Regions from separate parts of the Homo sapiens genome. Here region 2 is linked to region 1. The links are chromatin loops, found by intact Hi-C in ENCODE. Cell type or tissue: A673. All regions are shown on one strand. Links, peaks and the distances in the headings refer to the core of each region. The heading gives the core; the rest is flanking DNA. Region 1 overlaps PRRX1 (paired related homeobox 1). Region 2 overlaps GORAB-AS1 (GORAB antisense RNA 1).

Region 1 (5,391 bases), core at 127-5,126:
TGAATTTAAGAAGGCAAGTTGGCTTTTTAGAAAGCCAAGAATTGAATAATAGCAAAAAAATGCCCCAAATGGAACTTTTGGGGCAAACACCTGTGCATGATATATATCCTTGTGCAATTTTGAGTCTACCCTATATCTCAGTTCTTGCTGAATTTTAAAGCTTTTATTCATTTTTCCAGTTTCCTAGTTCTGTTATGCTCTCCATCAAACATGACCGAGCCATATAAACGTATTTGAATGGCTTTCTCACTTTCTCTCCAGTTATTTTGTGATAGAAATCTTACTGAACAGCTAAATAACAACAAAGAGTGAGCAGAAGAGTAAAGGTACAGCAGCAATGGCTTGACCAGCCCATTTTTGAGAACACATTATGGTAGCACTGGTAGAAGTAAAATCCACCTCTTGTCAAATGCCTACTATGTGTCAGCCTATGTGCCTTTTATGCATTTATTAAATTTTCAAATGACCCCAGGATGCAGGTGATCCTACTCCCATTTTATCATTTTGGAAACTGAGGCTCAGACAAGTGAAACATCTTATCCAAGGCCACACAGCTAGTCAGTGGCAGGATCTGTATGAGAACAAAGGTTGTTCTTATTTCTAAGCTGGTTTACTTTCTACTCCACTCCACTTCCAACTATGCTTCCATCCCAATTATAGCTAGTTGGGTCTGACAAAAAGATTCTTATTTTCCCCTTTTTTGGCATCCTGCAATGAATTGAAAAAATGAGTAAACTGGTAATTCATCCATAGAAAAATTGGAGGTAGCTTACATATCTGAAGCCAGAATTTCATGTCTTTATCAAAGAGAGGGTACTCTGTTCAATAATGCATCTCTTACAGTAAGAATTCTAACATATTCATGAATACATTATTGTTATTCGTATTAGTAAATTATGGATTCAGGAATACATTAGTATTATTATTAGTAGTAGTATTTCATGTCTGATTATTCACTTACTGAACATTGATAAGAGCTTCAATTAAATACAAACACAAATGTTGTGCTCTGGAGTTATAGCCTAAAACAGATTCATCATCACACGGAAAATGCCCACATAATGCGGTGGGGTGGGGAGATTTATCAACATAGCCTCAGAAGTAAGTACAGTTCCAATATGGGACTACATGGAAAACCTTGCTTTGTGTTGGATATTCTCAGGGGTTCTGATCAATAATCCTTTAAGGAAAATGTCTTAAGAGAGTTAAAGCGCTTAAGGTGATATGGATTGTGTTAACATTTTTGGCGCTATAGAAAAGTATTTGTTCTATAGAGGTGAAAAGAAATATATAACAAAGAAGCTAAAAACAGTGCAAATCACCTTAGAGTACCTCACATTCTTGAGTGTTTTCTACTTGAAAGGAGGGTTGGCTATATTGAGAAAGTTAAATTTTGAGCTATCTACACAGAACCACTGTTGCTTTACACAGAGCCACTGACTCATCTCTTTGATCAAAACCATGCAAAATAATGTAATTTCACACTTCTTAGAGCATTTTGTTCTCCAGAGAACATATGTCATTTCCCAAATCACATATAAGATGTTTTAATTCTATTTGCTAAGGCTTAGTCTGATACTTGACTAAAAATGAACCAAGTCTATACCAAGATGACAGTAAAGACGACCATACAAAGTTTAGGGGCTTTAGTGGGCTATAGTTCAGGTAGCTGTGCTGTGATAATGCGCAATAGCTGCACAGTTGGGTATTTGTATTGGCAGAGATTTGTTCGCTCTTGATACGTGCTGGGAGTCAATGATGGAGGACCGCTGAAGGGCTATGCTGTTGAGACGATGTGTGTGTGCTGCTAAACTTGGCTTTGGTCATTGTGATGCACTAAGCTCAGTCTATATTGCAACAATCTTCCCAGTTAAGTGACCCATGTGCCATTTATCAGGACACATATTAGAAAGATGCTGTCCTAATTTCAGTTAATGCTAAGTGTAGCCAAAGAAACTCAAATGAATGCCACAGCTCTATTTCACTGCTTTTCATGGGCCTTGCAATAAAAGCTAAACGGTTTTTAGTGGCTTTTGCAATTACACTTCCTTTCAATTTTCCAAAGGTTACGGGGCCTGAACCACACAAATCCCATTAAAGTAAGTAGCTGTTGTGCAATATAAGTTCCTTTGAAAACATTGTTCAATGCCCATAAAATGATCAGCGGGCTGCACTTTAGATCCGCTTGCCTGCCATGCTTTCAACCAAAAGGCAGATGACAAACTTTGATGTGGTAGTTGGTTTCTGCTACTGGAGCTGGCATTTTATCTTCTTGCATCAGATTTTTTCCCAAACTGATGTGACCCAGGCATAGGAAACGCATTTTTCTTCAGATTTTATTCCTAAAATATGTTTTTCCGTACCTTTAAATTACGTTTGGCTGACCAATGATTTGGAATCTCTAAGGTTCCTCCCACAGGATGCAGAGCAGAAGAGGGTGAGGGGTGTTGGAGTTAGCTGAAGCTTGCATGGCAAGAGCAAGGCCTTAGTGAATAGGGATCACCACATGCTGTCAGGTCCCCATGCTTGAGGATGGCACTTTATGCCTTCTTCTCCACCTTCCCTCTAGGGCAACTTCAGCAGCCACATGAGGAGTCCAGAGTGAACTTCATACTAGAGCCGAGGTCAGGGCTATTGTTCTCTTTAACTCATATTTGAATGCACAGAGGGTAGCCTACCTTGGGCTTACAGTCTTCTTTTCTCAAGAAGTTCTTCATATGTATTCTAACATTGTGATCCATTAGAAACACCCATCTCTTTTAGTACCTCTTTCTTGTGTATTTTCTTGGTGGTTTAAGTAATTCATGTATCCTGCAGCCGCTTTTCTAGTAAAAGATAAAAATGAAAGAATAATTCCTACATTTGCAGAGGAATCAGACCACAAGGCTTTTTCCCTCTCTAAATCTGGTGACTATCCTATCTGATAAAGAAACACTGCAAAAGAATTTTTCCTCTGTGGGTAAAACTATCCAGAGACAAAAGACAATGCTAACATAATTACTTGCTATGTATTGTTAAAAAGAATTCAGAAATTACTCAGTCCTTTAAAACTTTAAATAAATCACTAAAATTCTAATATTGTGGGACTGCTTCTATACCATGACATTACTATAACTCTTTCAACTTTTACTGTAATGTAATATGTCAAGGAATCCTATCTCTTTTCTATAGAAATACCTGAATACATTAAGGTGACAAAATATTTACAGAGAAAATATTGAACCATAATTTTTAAAAAGTATTTGATAATATACTAATATATGTATATAAATTTAGAGCCTGAGAAATCAATATGAATTGGTGCTATCAGAAAAGGTTTATAGAGAAGGTAAGATTTGAGATGTGTTTTAGGAACAGAGAGATTTTAAACTGTGTCCTAAAGTGAAAATCATCTCCTATGATTGTGGGAGAAGATAGAAGATGGGGCATACTACTAAGCTAAAATAACCCTGCACTTATTTAATTGATGAAGCAAGGACTTATGGATATCATTGTAAAGAAGAATGCAAGAACATCTGGATCAAAATGGCTTTCTAGATGAGAATGGTTGCATTTTTTAATGGCTATTCTGGTAGAAAGGACAACATGTGATATTCATCGACCCTCTTTCTCAGACCCTCTTTATAACAGCTAGTATGGAAAAATCTGTCTTTCCTATAAATATTTTCCCTGGGGAATGGTTTCCATTTATGTGTTGGATGCTTTGTTGTTTCTCTCTTGCACAGCGTGTATGTTGTCATCTGCACTTAAGAGTGGAATGGAATTGGGAATCCTGGTTTCTTGCTCTGGCTGGAGGTCCCAAGTCCGCATTGTGATTTTGGGCAAGTCACGTTGTTCTTCTAGATCTAATTTAACTCATCTGTAAAATAAGATGGTTGAATTCGACAATTTCATGGGTTTCATTAGATGCCAATATTTTATGACTCATGATCCCAGCAAGACTACACCTATTTATAAGGCTGTTTTGCTTGTTTTTACTAAGAGCAACAATAACTACATATTTTCAGTTTACTCAATCATCAAAAAAATTATAAAATCCATAAACACTTTGGATTTGAAACATTGCAACTTTGATAAAAAATGTATCCATGTAGGCCAGGAGCAGTGGCTCACGCCTGTAATCCCAGCACTTTGGGAGGCCGAGGCAGGTGGATCACGAGGTCAGGAGATCGAGACCATCCCGGCTAACACGGTGAAACCTCGTTTCTACTAAAAATACAAAAAATTAGCTGGGCGTGGTGGCAGGTGCCTGTAGTCCCAGCTACTCGGGAGGCTGAGGCAGGAGAATGGTGTGAACCCAGGAGGCGGAGGTTGCGGTGAGCCAAGATCGCGCCACTGCACTCCAGCCTGGGCGACAGAGCGAGACTCCATCTCAAAAAAAAAAAAAAAAATGTATTCATGTTTCCGCTGGTTATTCTACAACTTGGTGAATCCTTCCCATTTTAGAATGCCAAAGAATGAGATGCATTCTAATATCCAGTTGGATGTCAGTATCTTCAGACAGCATGTTTCAAAATCAACTTTCACTGTAGTTGTTTTTGCAAGAAAAGATGACCCTCTTGGAATTAGTAAAAATACACTGCTTTCTCTCCCCTGTATTCAACCAGAGCCAAGAATCTGATAAATGTGTTTATCACAGGTCCTTCAGATACCCTGCATTTGTAAACCTCTACAGTGTTTATGTTTCCTTTTGTACTGCTGAAGATACTGTGCTGGGTCCTGTTCTGCATTCTTGGGGAAAAACAGGGAGCTCACATTTTGTGATTAGTGAGCAAAGACAGACCATCCCCAGGACTGCTGCTCGAGCTGTCTCTGTTGCCCGCTCATCGTCTCTTTCTATTATACTTGCACTCTGAAGGACATTTGCCAGAGCCAGACTCCCTGGATCCCTGTTATTTGTGTCTTTTCTCACCTTCAACATGATCTGAACTAGTGTTTTCATTTGTTAAAAACAACAAGAACATTCACTGGGAAACTTTTGCTGGAATTGCTTCAGGTCATCATAGCTATTTATTCCCTGTCATAAACTATAATTCTCCATTTCCCTTACTCCCACATCAGGGGAGTTGGTGGTTTATGGTAGACAGTCAGTGGAATTTGATTGAACAGTGGAATATTTCAAAGAACTACTGAGATTATGTAGCAGGTTGTAATACTAAGAACAAAACATAAAATATTCTTGGTCTTGATTGCAGTTGGCAGTACAAGAAGAAATAGGCTTTTGAAACAACATAAAAGATTTATAATTTGTGGTTGCACCTAAGAAAGAATTTTCTTTGAGAGAAGAAAACAAGTCATGGGATTGGCTTAATAGGGGATTTTCTCTATATGATTAAAAATAATGGCTTAGTGTCTAATTGGTCTCAGTTAAAACAAAGTACAGAAGCTAAG
Region 2 (5,391 bases), core at 289-5,288, 220 kb before region 1:
AGCTCAGAATATTCTATGTAACAGAGTCATATTTTGAGGTGGCATATTCTGGTATCTTTCAACAACATCTTTAAATAGGTTCTCACCCAACTCACCTAATAAAATAGCTTTGTAGGGATTCTAGCCAAGGTGGCCAACTAGATGCTGCCAGGAAGAGCGTCTACCATGGAATGACAAGACCATCAAGAAGACTGGCACACTCCAAGCAGATCTTTGGAGGGAAGGCATTTGGAGTGGACAGAGGGAGGACGCAGACCCTGGGTTGAAGTGGGAGGAAGCTGGGAACCCTGCATTGGGCTGCTGAGCACCATGACTCCTTTCTGGCCCCCAGCAGCTTCTGGGGCAGAAGTGAGTTGAACAGATGAGGAGTGACCCACTCTTGCCACAGACCTCTGGAATCCTAGCTGCAGAGACCCTGAGACCCCCATGGACATTTGAGCTGACAGGGAGAGCTGTTTGGAGAGATGGCAGGGACAGAACTCCAGCCTACAGGGAGCCCAGAGGGTTTGGTGTGGGAATAGCTGCAGTGGGACATGGCCAGGGAGGCCTATCCCCTAAGGCTCATCATACTCCTCTAGGTGGCTTTGGTCTTTGTTGACTGTCAGACTTCGACAGAAAAAGGCTTTCTTGCCTGTGGGATGGAGCCAGTCTGATCTGAGCACCCTCCTGTCTGTCACCCTCTCACAGAGTCCCTGCCTGGCCATGCCTACTTTCAGCACAGTCTCAGATGCCCAACTAGGGTGCTTCCTGGTGGCTGCCACTATAGTTCCTTTGTGTGGTGCCTCATGCCGGTAATCCCAGCACTTTGGAAGGCCGAGGCAGGCAGATCACTTGAGGTCAGGAGTTCAAGACCAGCCTGGCCAACATGGTGAAACCCCATCTCTACAAAAAATTAAAAAAAAAAAAAATAGCTAGTGAAACCGTCTCTACTAAAAAAAAAAAAATAAAATAAAAAAAAAAAATAGCTGGGCGCAGTGTCAGCCGCCTGTAGTCCCAGCTACTCAGGAGGCTGAGGCAGGAGAATGGTGTGAACCCGGGAGGCAGAGCTTGCAGTGAGCCAAGATAGCGCCACTGCAGTCCCGCCTGGGTGAAAGAGCAAGACTCTGTCTCAAAAAAAAAAAAAATTAGCTGGACGTGGTGGTGTGTGCCTCTAATTCCAGCTACTCGGGAGGGTGAGGGAGAAGAATTGCTTGAACCCGGGAGGTGGAGGTTGTGGTGAGCCGAGATCATGCCACTGCACTCCAGCCTCAGTGACAGAGGGAGACTCTGTCTCAAAAAAGAAAGAAAGAAAAAAGACGGGGGGAATAAAGGAGTGAAGAACATGAACAGACACTTCTAAACTTCTAAAAAGAAGACATAAGACTGAGCGCGGTGGCTCACGCCTATAATCCCAGCACTTTGGGAGGCCGAGGCAGGTGGATCACCTGAGGTCAGGAACTTGAAACCAGCCTGGCCAACATAGTGAAACCCCTTCTCTAATAAAAATAGAAAAAATGAGCTGGGCATGGTGGCAGGCACCTGTAATCCCAGCTACTCGGGAGGCTGAGACAGGAGAATCACTTGAACCCAGGAGGCAGAGGTTGCAGTGAGCTGAGATTGCACCATTGCACTCCAGCCTGGGCAACAGTGAAACTCCATCTCAAAGAAACAAACAAACAACAAAAAAAGAAGACATACACATGTCCAACAAGTATATGAAAAAATGTTCAACATCACTAATCAGTAGAGAAATAAATATCAAAAACAAATGAGATGCCATCTCATACCAGTCAGAATTATGGCTATTATTAAAAAAACAACAAATAATAGGTGCAGGCGAGGTTGCAGAGAAAAGGGAAAATTTATACACTGTTGGTGGGAATGTAAATTAGCTCAGCCACTGTGGAAAGCAGTCTGAAGATTTCTCAAAGAACTAAAAACAGAACAACCATTTGACCCAGCCATCCCATTACTGGGTATATGCCCAAAGGAATATAAATCATTCTACCATAAAGACACATGCACATATACGTTCAACACTGCACTATTCACAATAGCAAAGACATGTAATCAACCTAGATGCCCATCAACAGAGAACTGGATAAAGAAAATGTGGTACCTATACACTATCAAATACTATACAACCATAAAAAAAGAAAGAGATCATGTCCTTTGCAGCAACATGGATGGAGCTAGAGGCCATTATCATAAGCAAATTAATGCAGGAACAGAAAACCAAATACTGCATGTTATCACTTGTAAGTGGGAGGTGAACACTGAGTAGACATGGGCGTAAAGAAAGGAACAATAGACACTGGAACCTACCTGAGTGTGGAGGGTGGGAGGTGGGTGAGGATCCAAAAACTACTTACCAGGTACTATGCTTATTATCTGAGTGACTAAATAACCTGTATACCAAACCTCCACAACACTCAATTTACCCGTATAACAAACCAGTACGTGTACCCCCGAACCTAAGATAAAAGTTGAAAAAAAATGCTTTCTAATTGTTATTTGTCATCAATAATAATGTATCCTTTGTATTAATTCAAAATATTAAAAGCAGCTCACCCTTTACCCCTACCAATATTTATTTTTTAATGGAATTTTGTGTTAATATTCCCAGGTACCTAAAGCTACTCTTAACCCACTATTTGCATCCTCCACCTTTCCTAAAAAGTCTTCTTCCAGGATTTCCTAAATGTAAACATAAACAGCTTACATAAACATAAGCATATTTTTATGCAGCATCCAGTCATTCTTGCATTTAATCAGCAAAGAGAAAGTAATGGTAAAAGCCCAATATTCCCATTTTGCTACAGGTTACGTTTTAGAAAATAAAGTTAAAAACCAGCAACACCAACACAGACTATTCTCATTTCAGTTTTCTTTACAGTTTTTTCCTACTGCTGTTTATTTGACAGAAACTCAATAGCTTACTGCAGGGTGACTGCATGAGAAGAAATTTTTAAAACATTAATAAAAATAATAGCCTAAAGTATTTGGCCCTTAATGCAACAGTAGCTTTCTTTTTATTAAACAAGTGTAAGACAGGGAGGGAGGACTTGAGACTTGATTTAAGCCTCTGAACATTAGGCCATTTAAACTCAAAGAGTTGTAGGGAAAAAAAATAACTTTTTTCTTCACCCCTCTAAGGTTCTTAGTTGAAACAGACCCCTTAACAAAAGACAGATGTACAAGAGAAAAATAAACTGAAGTTTATTAACATGTATACCTCATGTATAAATGGGAGCCACTCAGTGAATGAATAATTTTCCTAAGAAGTAGCTTTAAGTTCAGGCATCATCTTCAACTGAAACAAAGAAATAAGGGTATGGGGGAAGGCCTATTATGGGCAGATGCACAGAAAAAAAACTTGGTAAAACAAGGGTAAGGTTACTGTGCAGATTTAAGTTAGTGCCTTCTCCACTGATGAAGGTTTCTAGTGATTTCATCTTTCTCTTCCTGGTACAGAGAGGAGATGCTTTTACCAACGGGCATTTCCTTTATACATGTCAATTTCCCTAACAAAAGCTTACAGGTAAACTTCTGCTCTGTTTACAGAGCTCCTCCTGTGTGTAAGATTTCTTTAAAAAGCGAGGTGTGGTGGTTTACCCCTATAGTCCCTGCTACCTGGGAGGCTGAGGTGGAAGGATCCCTTGAGCCCAGGAGTTCAAAGCCACAGTGAACTGCCATGCCACTGCAGTTTAGCCTGGGGAACAGAGTGAGATACCATCTAATTCTTAAGAAACATTTTTTTAGGTGGCATATTCTGGTCTCCTGCAGTAGCTATCACAATATTGCCCTCCAGTGAGGTTTAACAACGTACCCACCTACTAATTATGTATAAGAATGCCTGTCACTTACCCTCATCGGCACAGTATGCTATTAAACTTTATGATCTTTGCCAATCTAGTGGGTGACCAGGGGTATTTTAGCATTACCCCTTTTCATGAGTATCAAATGTAATTTTTGTGTTTGTCTTGTATGGGTCTGTTTAAGTATCTTTCTACCTGTTTAAACTAGATTTGTTTCCTTCCTTTATTACAAACTATTCATTTCAACTCTACTAAGACACCTGTTTTATATGTAATTCCTGGGCATGAAGCTGTGTTCTTATTAGATCAAATCTGAAAACAACAAAAATTTAGGAAGACACTTAACCAGAAATAAATAAGAAGTGAAGAAAATTTTTAAATGCTCCTAAGAGTCACAAAATATGCACATATATTCACATATACACATAGCATAAACACACATGAACACATACACATTTAAACAACTGGGAAGGAATACCATGTATTTGCAAAGAAATACCCCCAAAATATGAAAGTGTCAATTTCACTTAATTTATAAATTTGATATATTTGTTTGAGAGGGTTGATAAGACTAAGCTAATCTCTAAAGATCATCAGAAAAATAAGCAAGTAAAAATTGCCAGAAAATTTCTGAAAAACTAAATCAAGAAAAGGAAGCTATTCTATCACATTTTAATACATATTATAAATATATTAAAAATTTAACAGATTTTTTTTAAAAAAGATGCTTGTACATGAATAGACAGATAAGCTTATGAGAGAGAAAAGAAATTCCAGAAATAGATTCAAATACATATAATTACATAGTAAAAGATACAGGAACATTTCAAAATAGCATTGAAAATATGGATTATATACTAACATTATGGGAAATCTGGGTAACTACCTGAAAAAAAAATAAATTTAGATTTATATTGTTTACCAGAATAAATCTAAAATTGATCAAATATTTAAGTATAAGAAATACAATCATAAAAGTAGTAGAAAAAAAGCCATGAAAAATATTTTATTCTTTCAAGTGAGAAAATTTAAGTAGAAACAAAATCCAGAGGTCACTGAAAAATTGATAAACTTGGTACAAAAAATTTAAAGAAAACATTCTACATGGCAACACTCACAATAAAATTGAAATCAAGAAAAAATGGTGAGAAAATATTTGCACAAGAAATAAAGATATAATTTCTCTAATACATAAAGAACTCCTATTTATCAATAAGAAAAAACCCAACCATTCAGTAAATTAATGAGCAGAGAATGTGAGCAAACTGATCATAGGAAAGAAAATATAAACAGCTCTTAAATATATTAAAATAAATTCAGATTTGAAGGAAACACTTTTATACATAGATTGTGAACATTTAAACAAATAAAATCTGTTTGCAGGGCATTCTGACCATGCCTATCAAAATTATAAGTGCACATACCCTTTAACCAGCAATTCCACGTTTAGAATATACTCTACAGATTTACTCATGCATATAAAAAATGAAATGTATACAAGATTATTTATTGCAACTTTGTTTATAAAAGCAAAATATAGTAGTCTTCTAAATATCCATCAACAGAATACTGCTTATAGAAATTATAATGTATA

Evidence for each region. Peaks named below come from ENCODE experiments on the same cell type or tissue, not always from the same donor. Only the 100,000 strongest peaks of a DNase experiment are listed, where the experiment ranks them.
Region 2: a loop joins it to region 1, with 6 times the contacts of the local background. A loop is called at or near these places in 1 of 110 quality-filtered maps.

Annotation. Positions count from the first base shown.
Region 1 is chr1:170,712,210-170,717,600 of GRCh38, forward strand. All of the region lies in intron 1 of PRRX1 (paired related homeobox 1), which reads left to right. Among named protein-coding and RNA genes, the nearest start is that of PRRX1, 51 kb to the left of the region's middle. In A673, for the core only: no CTCF peak of the experiment used is centred there; a DNase peak (open chromatin) is centred at 2,112; H3K27me3 peaks cover 2,512 bases.
Region 2 is chr1:170,487,934-170,493,324 of GRCh38, forward strand. All of the region lies in intron 1 of GORAB-AS1 (GORAB antisense RNA 1), which reads right to left. Among named protein-coding and RNA genes, the nearest start is that of GORAB, 42 kb to the right of the region's middle. RefSeq lists an enhancer at 1-138. In A673, for the core only: no CTCF peak of the experiment used is centred there; no DNase peak of the experiment used is centred there; H3K27me3 peaks cover 4,524 bases.